Regions from separate parts of the Homo sapiens genome. Here region 2 is linked to region 1. Evidence: read pairs that join two places in POLR2A ChIA-PET (ENCODE). Cell type or tissue: PC-9. All regions are shown on one strand. Region 1 has its middle 41 kb from the start of PSMA6. Region 2 overlaps SNX6 (sorting nexin 6).

Region 1 (8,000 bases):
GCTTGGCCTGAGGCTCTGGGCCAAGGGATGGTTGAGGCCTCGAACCCCTCCTCCACCCTTCCTCACAGCAGGCAGGAAGCCAGGCCCTGAGCAGGCTCAGGCGCTGCCTCCGCGCCCTCGCTGACCTGCAGGAAACTCGCCCAACCCAGGCCTATGTCAGCAGCAGGACGATGACCTAAGAAGCCAGGCTGCAGAGCAAGATGGAAAATTCCCAACGCTCCTGCACCTAAGGCTGCACCCGGGGGGGCAATATTATGCTCCTCTGGCCCTGACTGCATGGGGGAGGGCTGCCCCCGTTCTGGGCTGGCGGCTCAGTCAGGGGCTGGGACAAGAGCAAACCAAACAGCTTCAAGGGGAGGGAAACGGAGCCCCAGCCCTTGACCTTCCACTTGGTTCGTGCGTTGCTGGACCCGGCGTAACTGCGGCTGTGTGGGTGTGTGTGTTGGGCAGGGATGGGGTGGCGATTACAAAACAGAGGACGGCAGGCGTACTTTCTGCATAGAAAGAACACTCAACAGCCCTCCAACACAGGCTGAGAATCTGAAAAAGTCAGGCCATGTCGGCTTAAAGAAATCAAGCTGCATATCCACCAGCATATCAAGATTTTAAATTTAAGAACTATGGGTCAGGTAGAGTGGTTCATGCCTGTAATCCCAGCATTTTGGGAGGCCGAGGTGGGTGGATCACCTGAGGTCAGGAATTCAAGACCAGCCTGGCCAACATGGTGAAACCCTGTCTCTACTAAAAATACAAAAAATTAGCTGGACATGGTGGCAGGAGCCTGTAATCGCAGATACTTGGGAGGCTGAGGCAGGAGAATGGCTTGAACCCAGGAGGCAGAGGTTGCAGTGAGCTGAGATCGCGGCATTTCACTCCAGCCTGGGTGAAAGAGCGAAACTCCATCTCAAAAAAACAAGAAAACAAAAAACTATGACAGCTCAGATGCGTACATTCTAAAGTTCATCCGAACCTGGTTAATGCAGTGCTTGGCTGGCCTGGAGCCTTAGGGAAGAATATCCACGAGGCACCTGCTGTATGCTGAGCAGGTTCGCATGGAGTCCCTCTCGTTCAGTCCTTGGTTGGTGAGGGCCGCATCACAGGACAGGCTCAGCGCAGCACAAACCGAAAGAGAAATGCTTCGGACCAATGTCCTTTCTCAGTTTCTCCCGGGAAGGCCGGCTGGAGCAGGCTATTTCCAAGGCCCTGGAAATACAGGTGTTTTCCCTTCAGTCATCTCCAGAGCAGGAGCCTCCTATGTCTCAGGAAGATAAGAAGGATCCAGATGCCAGGAGGAGTGACCTCTGGACACTTGGCTGGGAGCCCAGGAGCCCTGATGCCAGGCCCAGGAAGGCCTCCCCACCCCTCTGGGGCCTAGTCAGGGGAAGGAAGGAACCAAGGAAGGGAGGGAGGGAGGAAGGAAGACACATGGGATAGGATTTCCAGACCCAAGGCCGGCAATCCTCCTGGTTCCAATCACCGGATAGGCAAGCTGGTTTGTAGTTTTCCATAGGTGACAAAAGCCAAAGGAAGGTTGCAAAATCCCTCCTGCACCAGTAGGCTTCAAGAGGTTACACTCTCAATAAGAATGTGAAATGGTAGATTCAATAAAATCTAGTGTATGATAACATAATAATTTATGTACATCTTAAAATAACTGGAATAGTGGGCCGGGTGGCTCACGCTTGTAATCCTAGCACTTTGGGAGGCTGAGGCGGGCAGATCACGAGGTCAAGAGATTGAGACCATCCTGGCCAACATGGTGAAACCCCATCTCTACTAAAAAAAATACAAAACTTAGCTGGGTGTGCTGGCGCGTGCCTGTAGTCCCAGCTACTCAGGAGGCCAAGGCAGGAGAATTGCTTGAACCCGGGAGGCAGAGGTTGTAGTGAGCCGAGATGGCGCCACTGCACTCCAGCCTGGCCAGTCTGGGCAAGAGCAAAACTCTGGCCAGGTGTGGTGGCTCACACCTGTAATCCCAGCACTTTGGGAGGCCAAGGCAGGTGGATCACGAGGTCAGGAGATCGAGGCCATCCTGGCTAACACGGTGAAACCCTGTGTCTCTACTAAAAATACAAAAAAATTAGCCGGGCGTGGTGGCGGGCGCCTGTAGTCCCAGTTACTCAGGAGGCTGAGGCAGGAGAATGGTGTGAACCCGGGAGGCGGAGCTTGCAGTGAGCCGAGATCGTGCCACTGCACTCCAGCCTGGGTGACAGAGCAAGACTCTGTCTCAAAAAAAAAAAAAGCGAAACTCTTTTCTACAGAAAGCCTGGGCTTTCTGTAGGGGCTGACTCACTTCAGGGCCCCCTGGCATGGCCTAAAGCTGTAGAGGGGAGCTGGCAGCCCCAGAAGGGCTTCATTTCCCAATCTCTCCTCCCCTTTCTCCTGGCCCCCTGGGCATCTCCACCTCTGCCCCTACCTCCCAAGCAAGCCTTGACTCACATACTCCTGAGTGGCAGCCTCTGGCCTCTCTCCATCTGTGCCACCCCCTCCTAGGACACTGGGGTGAGGAAGCCCTGGGAGGCAGGCTCTGGGTGCAGGTCAGAGGCCTCCCTGTCTGTGCTGGGGTCCAGCTGAGCCAGGGCCACTGAGCCCTTGAGGGCTCTGCAGGCCTCGGGATGGGAAGGGAAGGTGTGGGAGATGACCCTGAGCCCGGGGCGCCCCTTGGAGCTCCCAGAGGCTGTTTTGGCTCCTGGCAGGGTCAGAGCAGCTTGGTGCCATCGTGTGTGCTCCTCCAGGAGGAGAAGGCTCTAGACAGGGCAGGACTTGCCCTAAAGGCCAGGGACCCCCATAGGGAAAAGCTGCCGCCTATGGGTGTCACGAGGAAATGAGCGCCCAGGAAGAACATGGTCACCCTGAAAGAAGTAGGACGTTGTCTCCCTGGCTGAACCACAAGCCTTGCGCGGGTGACGCAGGGCCTCACCTGCTCTGCCCTGGCTGAAGAGAGACATTTGTAAACTTCAGGCTGGCTTCTGCCTGCCTGACCACACTGCTTGGGTGACAATGTTCGCAGGAAATCACATTTTGGTAGTGACTGGTCAGGATGCTGGGGAAACTTAACAGCACTAGAGAGCCGTTCTGGAAGGGCGCTGCCATACTCTGCTGCCACAGCGTAGCTGGTGTCTTCTCTGCACTTTAAATGCATTGTGTCATTTTTTCCTCATAGCACTTCTTTGAGATGGATCCTGTGGTTTATACCCCTTTTTTTCAGAAGAGAAAAACTGAGGCTGTAAATAACTCAGCTGTGGACTGAGAATTCAGTCAGGCTCTGACTGTGGGGAAGCTGGAAGTCCCAGCACTTGATTCTGGCGGCTGGAAGCCTGGGGCTGCGAGTGCCCCTTTCCGCACCCCTGTAGTCAGGGCTCTTGTCTCCTGGCTTTGGTGCTAGGATGCAGCCACCTGGAGCTGTTGGCTACGACCTGTTCAGCAGGGTCCTCCGACCCGCAGTGTTGCTGGATTGTCTGGTGTGTCAGTGTCTGGACAGGGCCTCATACGACTATTTATCTCCCTCCCAGGAGCCCCTCCCTTCAAGGTAGGCCTGGAACTAGGGTTTTTCAGAAATGAGAAATCAGCTGTGAGCACCTGCAGCCCCTCCTGCTTTAGAAGAAACAGCATAATACCCTGTTTTACAATGACCTTTTGTTTTTTTAAGTACACTTCACAGAGAAAGAAAAAGAAAAAGAAAAACCCAGAAGGGATCTCCACGTAGTCTTTGGCAGGAAAGGGGCCTCTTACAGTATTGTTGGTAGCTTTGAATCATTAGAGGCATCTGCTCACGACCTGCTGCAGGGCCCTGGGCGTGGCACTCACAGAGTCCCTCCCAGGAAGGAGGCCTGGAAGCTGGTTTTTCACAAGAAATGTCTTCATGCCCAGTCTGCTTCTGTAAAGGCCTGGACTGCCACCCTGCTGGATGCAGACAGGATGCAAAGTGGCCACAGATATCTCAGTGGCAGCTCAATAACTTGGAGGAGATACTCTGCAAGGGCCTAAATTCTTAGCCCCTGGGGAGACTTAGTCCGTCTTGGTCATCACCCTGTGCCCCGGAGCAGGGTCTGACTTACAGGAGGGGCTCAAAAATATTCGTTGATCAATAAGAAGTATTAAGAAAATGTCTCCTAAATTGACAGGAGATGGTGCAATAACATGGACCCTGTACAGCCTTCTTCCCTGGGTTCCCTCTTGAAGTACACTTTCTCAGGTGGCTGAGGACACAGAGGCACAGGGAAGCAGGTGGCCTTCCCAGGTCTCCCTGCAATGATGGGTCTCTACGGCCAATCCATTAGGATCGCTAGGCCGTTTTTTAGAGGAGGTGATTTTGCCCCCTGCCGTGTCCATCCACAACTTAGAGCTTGACCACTGTCACTTACAAAATGCCAGCACAGCCATCTTCACCGACAATTTTTTGCCCTCCCTCTTGATGAGGACTTGTATAAGTTCCTAGAAAAAGTGGCAGCCAGGCGCCTGGAGGCTGCCCAAGCAGCGTGGCCCCAGTTTTACCGAGCGGGGCAAACAGGTCTCTGAGGTAGTTATTAAGCAGACGGCTAGACGCGGCCAACATCCGCACTGCTGCTCACGGCCTCTATCCCTGGAAAACCCCAGCTAGGCCCGGCACTCTGGGGCTGTTCGCTGGGGCTCTCCCCAGATCATCCCTCTTCTGCCCAGGGAACAGGTCTTTCCTGTTCTTCTTCTGCTTCTCCTTTTCTTCCTCATTCCAGTCCTCAGTGGAGACTTAATCACCGTAGTGCACTCGGTGAAACCTAAACCACTGTGTTAACTCTGAGGTTTACAGGTCACCCCCCTGCAGTAAGGCCAGAGCCTGATTTCTGTGGAAAGCACACCCCTAATCCAAACGATCTTCTTGTGATAAAGGGGTGTCAGCAGCTTCACCAAAGTTTATGCCACTCCACTTGCCATTTGGGACAATGCATTTCCTTCGTCTAAATGCACATTTCCCTACATTCCCCTCGTATCTCTGGATGTGGGAGAGGCCTCTCAATGACAAGGGGCTGCAGCAGGGCCCGGTGGAGCTGCCACAAGCCCTGGAAAGGGGAGCCCCAGGCTGAGGTTGCTGCTAAGAGTTAATTACTGTTAGACATTTGCATTTGTTATCCCCTGGTCTGGCTGCTGGAGTCGAGGATGACGTCAGCAAAGGCACAGATGACATAAGCCTAAGGCACAAGGTCACCTTCTGAAAATGCATTTGACTCAGCACACCAGTAAGCTGCCCACTGACCAAGAGAGCAGCACAGGCGGATGAGCCCCAAATACACTTGACTGTGATCTTGTCACCTGCAGCCGCTGCCCACAGTGCTTCCCAAGCAGTAGCATACTCCAGGCCTGACTGGGCCACACTCTCGAAAGACTCATGCCCACAGCAGTGTCCTGCGAGACTTGGACTTGATAGACCAGGGCTGAGGGCCTAGAACTTTATAGCCTGGAACTCCTGGGCTCAAGCAATTCTCCCACCTCAGCCTCCCAATTAGCTGGGGTTACAGGCATGTGCCACCGGGCCCAGCTAATATTTTAATTTTTTTTTTTGAGACGGAGTCTCGCTCTGTTGCCCAGGCTGGAGGGCAGTGGCGTGATCTCGGCTCACCGCAACCTCCGTCTCCCGGATTCAAGCAATTCTCCTGCCTCAGTCTCCCAAGTAGCTGGGACTACAGACGTACACCACCATGGCTGGCTAATTTTTTTTTTTTTTTTTTTTGAGACAGAGTCTTGCTCTGTCACCAGGCTGGAGTGCAGTGGCACTGTCTCAGTTCACTGCAACCTTTGCCTCCTGGGTTTAAGTGATTCTCCTGCCTCAGCCTCCCAAGTAGCTGGGATTACAGGTGCGTGCCACCATGCATGGCTAATTTTTTGTATTTTAGTAGAGATGGGGTTTTACCATGTTGGCCAGGCTGGTCTTGATCTCCTGACCTCGTGATCCGTTCACCTTGGCCTTCCAAATTGCTGGGATTACAGGCGTGAGCCACTGCGTCTGTCCATTTTTTGTGTTTTTAGTAGAGACGGGGTTTCATTATGTTGGGCAGGCTGGTCTTGAACTCCTGACCTCATGATCCGCCCACCTCGGCCTCCCAGAGTGCTGGGATTACAGGCATGAACCACCTTGCCTGGCCAATATTTTAATTTTTTGTAGAAACAGGGTCTCCCTGTGTTGCCCACGCTAGTCTGGAGCTCCTGGGCTCAAGTGATCCTCCCGCCTCCGCCTCCCAAAGTGCTGGGATTACAGGCATGAGCCACCGCGCCCATCCAAACTGAGCAGATTGTGTGGAGAGTTCACCACCCCACATCAACTTTCCCTATTATCAGTATCTTGCTTTGGTGTGGCACATTTGTTACAATTCATGAACTAATACTGACACATTATTATTAAAGTCCATATTTTATATTAAGGCTTACTTTTTGTATTGTACATTTCTATGGGGTTTGATAAAGGCAAATGTCATGCATCCATGATTACCATACCAAACCCAGGTTTCACTGCCCTGAACTGGTGTTTCACCTATTCATCCCTCTCCACTTCCCATTTCTTCCCACCCCACTCTGAACTCCCAGCAACCGTTATCTTTTTTTTTTTTTTCTTGAGACGGACTTTTGCTCTTGTTGCCCAGGCTGGAGTGCAGTGGCGCAATCTCGGCTCACTGCAACCTCCGCCTCCCAGGTTCAAGCGATTCTCCTGCCTCAGCCTCCCAAGTAGCTGGGATTACAGGCATGCGCCACCATGTCCAGCTAATTTTGTATTTTTAGTAGAGATGGGGTTTCTCCATGTTGGTCAGTCTGGTCTCAAACTCCCAACCTCAGGTGATCCGCTCGCCTTGGCCTCCCAAAGTGCTGGGATTACAGGTGTGAGCCACCACACCCCACCAACCATTCTTTTTTTACTGTCTCTATAGTTTTTACTTTTCCAGAAAGTCATATAGTTGGATTCATACAGTAAGTAACCTTTTCAGATGGGCTTCTTTCACCTGCAATATGCACTTAAGATTTTTCCATGTCTTTTTGTGGCTTGATAGCTCATTTTATTTTAGTGCCGAATAATATTTCATGGTATAGATGCACAACAGTTTGTTTTCCACTCACCTATTGAAGGTCATCTTGCTTGCTTCTGGTTTTTGGCAATTGTTATTATTATTCTGTTTTGTTTTGTTTTGAGACAAGGTCTCACTCTGTCACCCAGGCTGGAGTGCAGTGATGCGATCTCAGCTCACTGCAACTTCCACCTCCCGGGTTCAAGTGATTCTCCTGCCTCAGCCTCCTGAGTAGCTGGGATTATAGGCATGCGCCACCATGCCCGAAAAATTTTTGTATTTTTAGTAGAGATGGGGTTTCACTATGTTGGCCAGGCTAGTCTCGAGCTCCTGGCCAGAAGTGATCCACCCGCCTCGGCCTCCCAAAGAGCTGGGATTACAGGCATGAGCCACCTTGCCCAGCCTGTTTTTTTGCAATTATGAAGAAAGCTGCTTTATAAACATTTGTTTGTGAGGTTTTTGTGTGGCTATAAGCTGGATTTTACACTAATAGTGTTTAGCTTTGTAAGAACTGCTCAGCTGTCTTCCAGGTGGCTGTACCATTTCGCATTCCCACCAGTTACTGCTGCTCTGCACCCTTGCTAGTAGTATTTGGTACTGTTATTAAAAAAACTTTTTTTTTTTTTGGACTGGTGAGTTGGCTTACGCCTTTAATCCTAGCACTTTGGGAGGCCTAGGCAGGCAGATTACCTGAGGTCAGGAGTTCAAGACGAGCCTAGCCAACATAGTGAAACTCTGTCTCTACCAAAAATACAAAAAGTTAGCTGGGTGCAGTGGCTCACACCTGTAATCCCAGCTACTCAGGAGGCTGAGGCAGGAGAATCGCTTGAACCTGGGAGGCGGAGGTTGCAGTGAGCTGAGATCCCGCCACTGCACTACAGCCTGGGCAACAGAGCAAGACTCATCTCAAAAAAAAAAAATTCGCCATTCTAATAGATATGTAGTGGCATCTCAGTGTTGTTTTAATTTGCA
Region 2 (8,000 bases), 710 kb after region 1:
TCACCTTGGAAATGTTGTTTATCCCATCTTTCATGTGCTTGGTTCCATTTAAGCTCCTTGCTTCTTCCTGCTTGGATAGTAGCAGTACCTCTCCTTAGTCTCTGTCTTTAGTCTTTCTACTTTCCAATTCAGTCGTCAAATTACTTATATTACTAAAATGATTAAACCATATAGCACGTTAGTGAAAAGGACTTCCTTGGACCCCTTTTTTTGGGGGGTAAGGTCCAAACTCCTTAGGCTAACATTCAACTCTGTTCATAACCTTTTCTGACTGGCTTCATTTCTCAATATCCCCTCCCCCATATTCTAGTCTACTCCCCATTGCCCAAGTACGTCTACACTTGACTGTCTGTTTTATGCATGCATTTCAGTGTTTTTTTTCCCCCTCACCTTTTCTTTCGCTTCAAATTCAACTTGAATTTGGCCCAGATGCTTGCATTTTGTTTTGCACCTGCACACTTTTTAGCTTAAACACATGCCACATTTATTGATAGTTACTTCACATAAAAATGTGACATATATTATGTTGGCTGAGGATTAAAAAGATCAATAAGACAAAGTTCCTGCCCTGAGACCATCACAGTGTAGTGAAGGAGATAGAGTTATAATCCCTTGCAATGAAGTGTATGGGAGTACAAAGTAAAAGTGTTCAACTTTAGGGGAAGGGGTAGTAGTAAAGACATAATGATAGTTACACACTTACATGCATTCACTGCATGTCAGGGACTTTCCATATAAACTCAATTCTCAAATCCCTATGAAATACACCTACTGTTATTCCTATTTGGGAAAGGAAAACTGAGTTGCAGAGACATTAAATAACTTGCCCAAGGTCATACAGCCGGTAGGAGCTGTGGTCAAATAGGCAATCTAGCTCTAGGGCCTGGCTCTTAACCACTGTGCTATTGGTCTGCTTTCCAACAGGGAGGATGGCATGTGTTGGTAATTTGGTTCCTCCTAGAGCACTTGTTCTTACTGGAGCAGAGGTTGCAAAGGTACATGCAGCTAGTACAGAGTATGTAGTGCATAGTGAAAGACTCCAGGCAGTGGGAAGTACTGAGGAATCTTTTTTTTTTTTTTTTTTTTGCTCTATTGCCCAGGCTGGAGTGCAGTGGCACGATCTCGGCTCACTGCAAGCTCCGCCTCCCGGATTCACGCCATTCTCCTGCCTCAGCGTCCCGAGTAGCTGGGACTACAGGTGCCCGCCACCACGCCCAGCTAATTTCTTTTTGTATTTTTAGTAGAGATGGGGTTTCACGGTGTTAGCCAGGAAGGTCTCGATCTCCTGACCTCGTGATCCACCCACCTCGGCCTCCCAAAGTGCTGGGATTACATGCATGAGCCACCGTGCCCGGCCAGTACTGAGGAATTTTAAGCTAGGAAAGACATGCCCAGGCCGGGTGCAGTGGCTCATGCCTATAATCCCAGCACTATGGGAGGCCGAGGTGGGCGGATCACCTGAGGTAAGGAGTTCAACACCAGCCTGGCCAACGTGACGAAACCCCAACTGTACTAAAAATACAAAAAAAATTAGCCAGGTGTGACGGTAGGTGCCTGTAATCCCAGCTACTAGGGAAACTGAGGCAGGAGAATCGCTTGAACCCAGGAGGCAGAGGTAGCAGTGAGCCAAGATCACGCCACTGCACTCCAGCCTGGGCGACAAGAGTGAAACTCCATCTCAAAAAAAAAAAAAAAAAAAAAAAAGGAAAGACATGCCCAGGTGAAAAAACATTGTAGATTATTCTAATATTGAGGATAGATTGATGCTTCCTTTCAGAAAACAAAGAAACCAGTTAACAGGCTAATGCAGCAGTCCAGATGAGAAATGACAAAGGTAGAACTAAGGCAGTGGAAGAGGGATGAAGGAAGGGATGTAGTAAAGAGATGTTTAGGAGATAGAATAGACAGGACATAGTGACTGAATAAGTAATACATGGGCTGGGCAAGGGAGAAGGAGAAAACATAGAATGTAGGAAGGAAGAACAGGGTTAGAGGTTAGGTCATAAGTCTGGTTCCACGTATGTTGGATTTAAAGTGCCTGTGAGGCATCTAACCTGCCCCCACCAAACTAGAATGTAAGATCTGTAAGGCTGAGGATTGTGTCTCTTCACTGCTGTCTCCCTAACATGTAGGACAGTGCTTGATACATTGAGGGCACTCAGTTGTTTAATAAGTGAATACATCCAGGTGGCTATGTCTAGTTGGTAACTTGAAATTCAAATTGGGAACTTAGAATAAAAAGTCTAAATTGGGGATATAATTAGGAATTATTAGTTGAGAATGGCTGATATTTCCAATATTAGCTAGCACCCAAGGGAAACCAGCATTTAAGGACCAGAGCAAAGATGATTGGTTAATGGGGCTGAGAGGGGTAGGAGGCGAATCAGAGGAGGCTTCAGAAGTTGAGAGAAGCTGACGCAGTGGCTCATGTCTATAATCCTAGCACTCTGAGAGGCTGAGGCAAGAGGATCACTTGAGCCCAGGAGTTTGAGACCAGTCTGGGGTCTGTAGAGAGATCCTCTCTCTACAAAAACTAAAAATTAACAGGGTGTGGTCACACATGCATTTAGTCCTAGCTACTTGGGAGGCTGAGGCAGGAAGATTGCTTGATCACAGGAGTTTGAGGCTGTAATGAGCTATGATTGTACCACTGCATTCCAGCCTGGGTGACAGAGTGAGACGCCCGTCACCATTTTTTATTTTTTATTTTTTTTTTGAGGGAGTCTCACTTTATCACCCAGGTTGGAGTGCAGTGGCACCATCTCAATTCACTGCAACTTCTCCCTCCCGGATTTAAGCAGTTTCTTGTGTCTCAGCTTCCTGAGTAGCTGGGATTACAGGCATGCACCACCACGCCCAACTAATTTTTGTATTTTTAGTAGACACAGGGTTTCGCTATGTTGCCCAGGCTGGTCTCAAACTCCTGGCCTCAAGTGATCCTCCTGCCTCAGCCTCCCAAAGTGCTGAGATTACAGGCGTGAGCCACCATGCCCGGCCCCATGTCCAGTTTTAAAAATAATGATTTTTTTGTTTTAAAGGTTGAGATAGTTTTAAGAAAGGAGTGGTCAGAATGATACCAAGGCAGAATACTGCATAGAGGCCAAGAAGACTGAAAAATATCATTGGTTTGGAAATTAGGTACTCATGTAAAGAATTTTGTTTTTGTTTTTGTTTTTTGACATAGTCTTGCTCTGTTGCCCAGGCTGGCATGTAGTGGCACCATCACAGCTCACTGCAGCCTCGACCTCCTGGGGCTCAAGTGATCCTCCCACCTCAGCTTCCCAAGTAGCTGGGACTACAGGCGTGTGCCACCATGACCAGCTGTGAGGCAAAATTTATTTGTAAAAAGATGTGTTGGTGGGCCTGAGAGAATAAACAGCTGCTGGCATTTATTTCTCTGGGCTGGAGGAGGCAAGTTCACTTGTTGAGGGTGGGGTGTAATGTGGTAGTAAAAGTTGGAATTGTTGCTGCAGGGAATCAAAAGAGGAGCTGAGCAGAGTTGCACAGGACTGGACTGCTGAGTGGTTTTCAAAGAGCATATGCAATTTGGAGACCATTAATTTGAAATGGAACAGTACAAACAATGGTGACTTTTCTCTAGCCATACTCAGCAGCCCAAATGTAAAAGTTGACGATTATATTGATCTTGAGGTCAGGTGGCTCATGCCTGTAATCCCAGCATTTGAGAGGCTAAGGTGGGAGGATCGCTTGAGCCCAGGAGTTCAAGTCTAGCTTGGGCAGCATAGTGAGACCTCATCTCTATAAAAAAATAAATAAATAAAAGATAAGTAGATCCTGAGTATGGGAATTTGTGAGCCAGGTATGGTAAAAGAGCAGTGAGAGTTGAAGGGACCAGCAGGAAAGGTATTGGAATGGCATTCATGGAGTGAAGCAGAGGGAGTGCCGACAGACTGGAAATAAATGGAAAGGTCACAGGACTGGAGGTGTTGATGAGGTTACATTGTACATGTGGTAAAAGTGGTGGGGAGAAAGCAGGAAGCAGTTAATTTTATATTACATAAGATTGATTGTCTTCCTCATTGCAAACAGATTTCTTGAAGGCAGGGCTTTTTGTTCACTTTAAATCTTTCACAATACCTGGGACAGTGTTTGCGTATAAGTGCTGAAAAAAAAGTTTATTAAATAGCCGCATATTACTGTATTGCCTAGTGTTTATATTTATTCTATCTCTCTCTCTCTCTCTCTCTCTAAATATATATATATATATTTTTTTGAGACAGAGTTGTGTTCTGTTACCGAGGCTGGAGTGCAGTGGTGCGATATCAGCTCACTGCAACCTCCACCTCCTGGGTTCAAGTGATCCTTCTGCCTCAGCCTCCCAAGTAGCAGGGACTACAGGCATGCACCACTGCACCCAGCTAATTTTTGTATTTTTAGTAGAGATGGGGTTTCACCATGTTGGCCAGGCTGGTCTCAGACTCCTGACCTTGTGATCTGCCCACCTTGGCCTCCCAAAGTGTTGGGATTACAGGCATAAGCCACTGCGCCTGGCCAATCAAATTTTACTTCTATCATGGGGTTTTTAATTGATCATACTGTAATTACCTGAAAATAGTTTTGTAGCCCAGTTGTGGTTACCACCTTTCTTTCTTTCCTCTTCCCTCCTTTACATTCCACAAATATTTGTCGAGAACTTCCATTGGGAATGTAGCAATGAATAAAACAGACAAAAACCCATGTCTTCATGGAGCTGAATTACAGTCATGAAGAGACATTTTTAAAAAGTAAAGTATATTAGGTTTTGAATAGGCATTATGAAGAAAAATGAGGGAGGAGTAGGGATTTTTGGGCTGGGAGGGGAGGATGGTTTGAGCTGCACTTTTAGATAGGGTGGCTAGGAAAGGCCTTCCTGAGGAAGACTTAAGGACTTGAAGGAAGTGAGCTGTGCAGATACGTATCTGGGGGCAGAGTGTTCCAGGCAGAGGGAACCAGCGGTTGCAAAGACTCCCTGAGACGGCAGCATGTTTGTGTGTTCAAAAAACGAGGGCCAGGTGCAGTGGCTCATGCCTGTAATCCCAGCACTTGAGAGGCCAAGGTGGGTGGATCACCTGAGGTTGGGAGTTCGAGACCAGCCTGGCCAAGATGGTGAAACCTTGTCTCTACTAAAAATACAAAAATTAGCTGGGCATGGTGTCGCACGTCTGTAATTCCAGCTACTAGGGAGGCTGAGGCAGGAGAATTGCTTGAATCAGAAAGGCAGAGGTTGCAGTGAGCTGAGATCACACCACTGTACTCCAGCCTTGGCGACAGAGCAAGACTCCATCCCCCCCTCCCCAAAAAGGAGGCCACATGGCAGGACTATAGTGAGCCAGAGGAGTGGTAAATTAGATGATATCAGATGGAGATTTTATAGTGCCTGGTAGGCCACTGTAAGGTATTCAGCTTTTCTTCAAGTGGAAACTCCTTAGATTTTAAGCAGAGAAATGATTTCTAGTTTAATGATATCATAGTAGTGGCCCTGTAGGGAATAAATTTATGAGGGGCAAGGGCTGAAGTAAGAGATCAGTTGGGAGACTATTGTAAGAGTCAAAGTTATTTTCTTTCTTCCTTCCTCTTTGCCCCATCCCATCCACTCATCCATCTCTCTACATTTGCTTTGCTGTCAAAATATGAACAACTGACGTCTTAGGGATGTTCTAAGCTAGATACTTCATAGTACACTAGTCAGTATAGTAACTAGTAGTGAATGTCTTCCTAAGTCTTTTTTTTTTTTTTGGAGGCAGTCTTGCTCTGTCCCCCAGGCTGGAGTGCAGTGGTGCAATCTTGGCTCACTGCAAGCTCTGCCTCCTGGGTTCAAGTGATTCTGCTGCCTCAGCCTCCCAAGTAGCTGGGACTACAGGTGCCCGCCACCACGCCCGGCTTATTTTTTGTATTTTTAGTAGAGACGGGGTTTCACCGTGTTAGCCAGGATGGTCTTGATCCCCTGACCTCGTGATCCGCCTGCCTCAGCCTCCCAAAGTGCTGGGATTACAGGCGTGAGCCACCGCGCCTGGTCCAAGTCTTTTTTTTTTTTTTTTTTTTTTTTTTGAGACAGGGTCTCACTCTGTCACCCAGGCTGGAATGCAGTGGCACAATCACAGCCCACGGCAGCCTCAGTCCCCTGAGTAGCTGGGACCACAGATGTGCACCATTACACCCAGCTAATTTTTAAATTTTTTGTGGAGACACGATCTCACTATGTTACCCATGCTGGTCTCGAACTCCTGACCACAAGTGATCCTTCTGCCTTGGCCTCCCAACGTACTGGTATTATAGGCATAAGCTACTGTGCCCAGCCTTTTACTAAGTAATTATATGTGGAACAACAGGTCACAGGTCAGAGTCTTTAAATTGTTCTTCTAATGATAGTACATTTATGTTACTTAATCCATATTTTTTTGTCATAATCTTTCTCTTGACCAGCGACACACATGTTTAACCTAGCCTCTGACAAAAGACAGTCCAATCAATGTGTATTGTTCCAGAAAAAGATTAAGCCATTGAATGTAATCTAATTAGAAATTTCTTCAAACTGAACTCACTAGTTACAGAAAGTTGATTAAATTTTTTTAACCCGAGACAGTCTTGCTCTCTTGACCAGGCTGGAGTGCAGTGGTGCGATCTCGGCTCACTGCAGCCTCCGCCTCCTGGATTCAAGCAATTCTCCTGCCTCAGCCTCCTGAGTAGCTGGGATTACAGGCGCCCACACCACGCCCAGCTAATTTTTTTTTTCTTTTTTATATTTTTAGTAGAAACAAGGTTTCACCATGTTGGCCAGGCTGGTCTCAAATTCCTGACTTTGTGATCCTCCCTCTTCGGCCTCCCAAAGTGCTGGGATGCCAGGCATGAGCCACCACACCCAGCCGATTAAATTTTTATGAAACACAAGTTGTTTGCTTGACTCCGGTCCTTAATAAAACCCTCTAAAATGATTGACTTTTTGCTAAACTGAGAAGAAAATCTGCCTGGACAATTTGTGTACATTTTATGTAATGAACACTAAATCTCACACCTGTAATACCAGTGGTTCGGGAAGCCAAACGGGGTCAGGAGGTGGATCACTTGAACCCACGAGCTCAAGACCAGCCTGGGCAACATGGTGAGATCCCATCTCAAAAATTAGCTGGGCATGGTGATGTGTGCCTGTAGTCCCAGCTACCTGGAAGGCTGAGATGGAATGATCGCTTGATCCCAGGAGTTCAAGGTTAAAATGAGCTATGATTGTGCCACCGCATTCCAACCTGGGTAGCAGTGCAAGACTCTGTCTCTTTAAAATTAAAAAATCTACAATATATTTTATCAGATTTAAGGTGCAGTTGATTGAAAGACTTTTATGTACCACTAAGGAAAAAAAAATGTTGCTAGTTAAATTGTAATTTGTCATCAATTGAAAGACATTCCTGGCTGGGCATGGTGGCTCACACCTGTAATCCCAGCACTTTGGGAGGCTGAAGCAGGTGGATCATGAGGTCAGGGGATCAAGACCATCCTGGCCAACATTGTGAAACCCCCTCTCTACTAAAAATACAAAAATTAGCTGGGTGTGGTGGCACATGCCTGTAATCCCAGCTACTCAGGAGGCTGAGGCAAGAGAATCACTTGAACCCTGGAGGTGGAGATTGCAGTGAGCCAAGATCACGCCACTGCACTCCAGCCTGGTGACAGGGCGGGACTCTGCCTCAAAAAAATAAAAATAAAAAAGGACATTCCTATTTCAGATATGTTATAAAAAATATGCATCTAGAATTGATGAACCATGATAGCATGTTAACTTTTCAGTGATATTTTATACTGATGGTGGGGGGTGATTTTATTTTGGGGACTGGCTTTTCCATTATACATCTTGTTTATTAGAAATAGGACTTAGGCCAGTCATAAGTCCTATTACAGGCTCACGCCTGTAATCCTAACACTTTGGGAGGCCGAGGACGGAGGGGATTGCTTAAGCCAGGAGTTTGACAGTAGAGTGAGCAATGATTGCACCGCTGCACTCCAGCCTG

The links. ChIA-PET counts read pairs that join two places held together with the same protein. Peaks named below come from ENCODE experiments on the same cell type or tissue, not always from the same donor. Only the 100,000 strongest peaks of a DNase experiment are listed, where the experiment ranks them.
Region 2: POLR2A ChIA-PET joins it to region 1 with 9 read pairs; 3 of 35 experiments call an interaction of 5 or more read pairs at or near these places.

Annotation. Positions count from the first base shown.
Region 1 is chr14:35,328,988-35,336,987 of GRCh38, reverse strand. No RefSeq gene overlaps it. Among named protein-coding and RNA genes, the nearest start is that of PSMA6, 41 kb to the right of the region's middle. RefSeq lists enhancers at 1-439, 3,324-3,933, 3,944-4,865, 5,031-5,325. In PC-9, no CTCF peak of the experiment used is centred here; DNase peaks (open chromatin) are centred at 137, 1,457, 3,807, 4,687 and 1 weaker place; H3K4me3 peaks cover 2,333 bases; H3K27ac peaks cover 6,367 bases.
Region 2 is chr14:34,615,656-34,623,655 of GRCh38, reverse strand. The region is part of intron 2 of SNX6 (sorting nexin 6); the gene reads left to right. Among named protein-coding and RNA genes, the nearest start is that of SNX6, 10 kb to the left of the region's middle. RefSeq lists a silencer at 1-93. In PC-9, no CTCF peak of the experiment used is centred here; no DNase peak of the experiment used is centred here.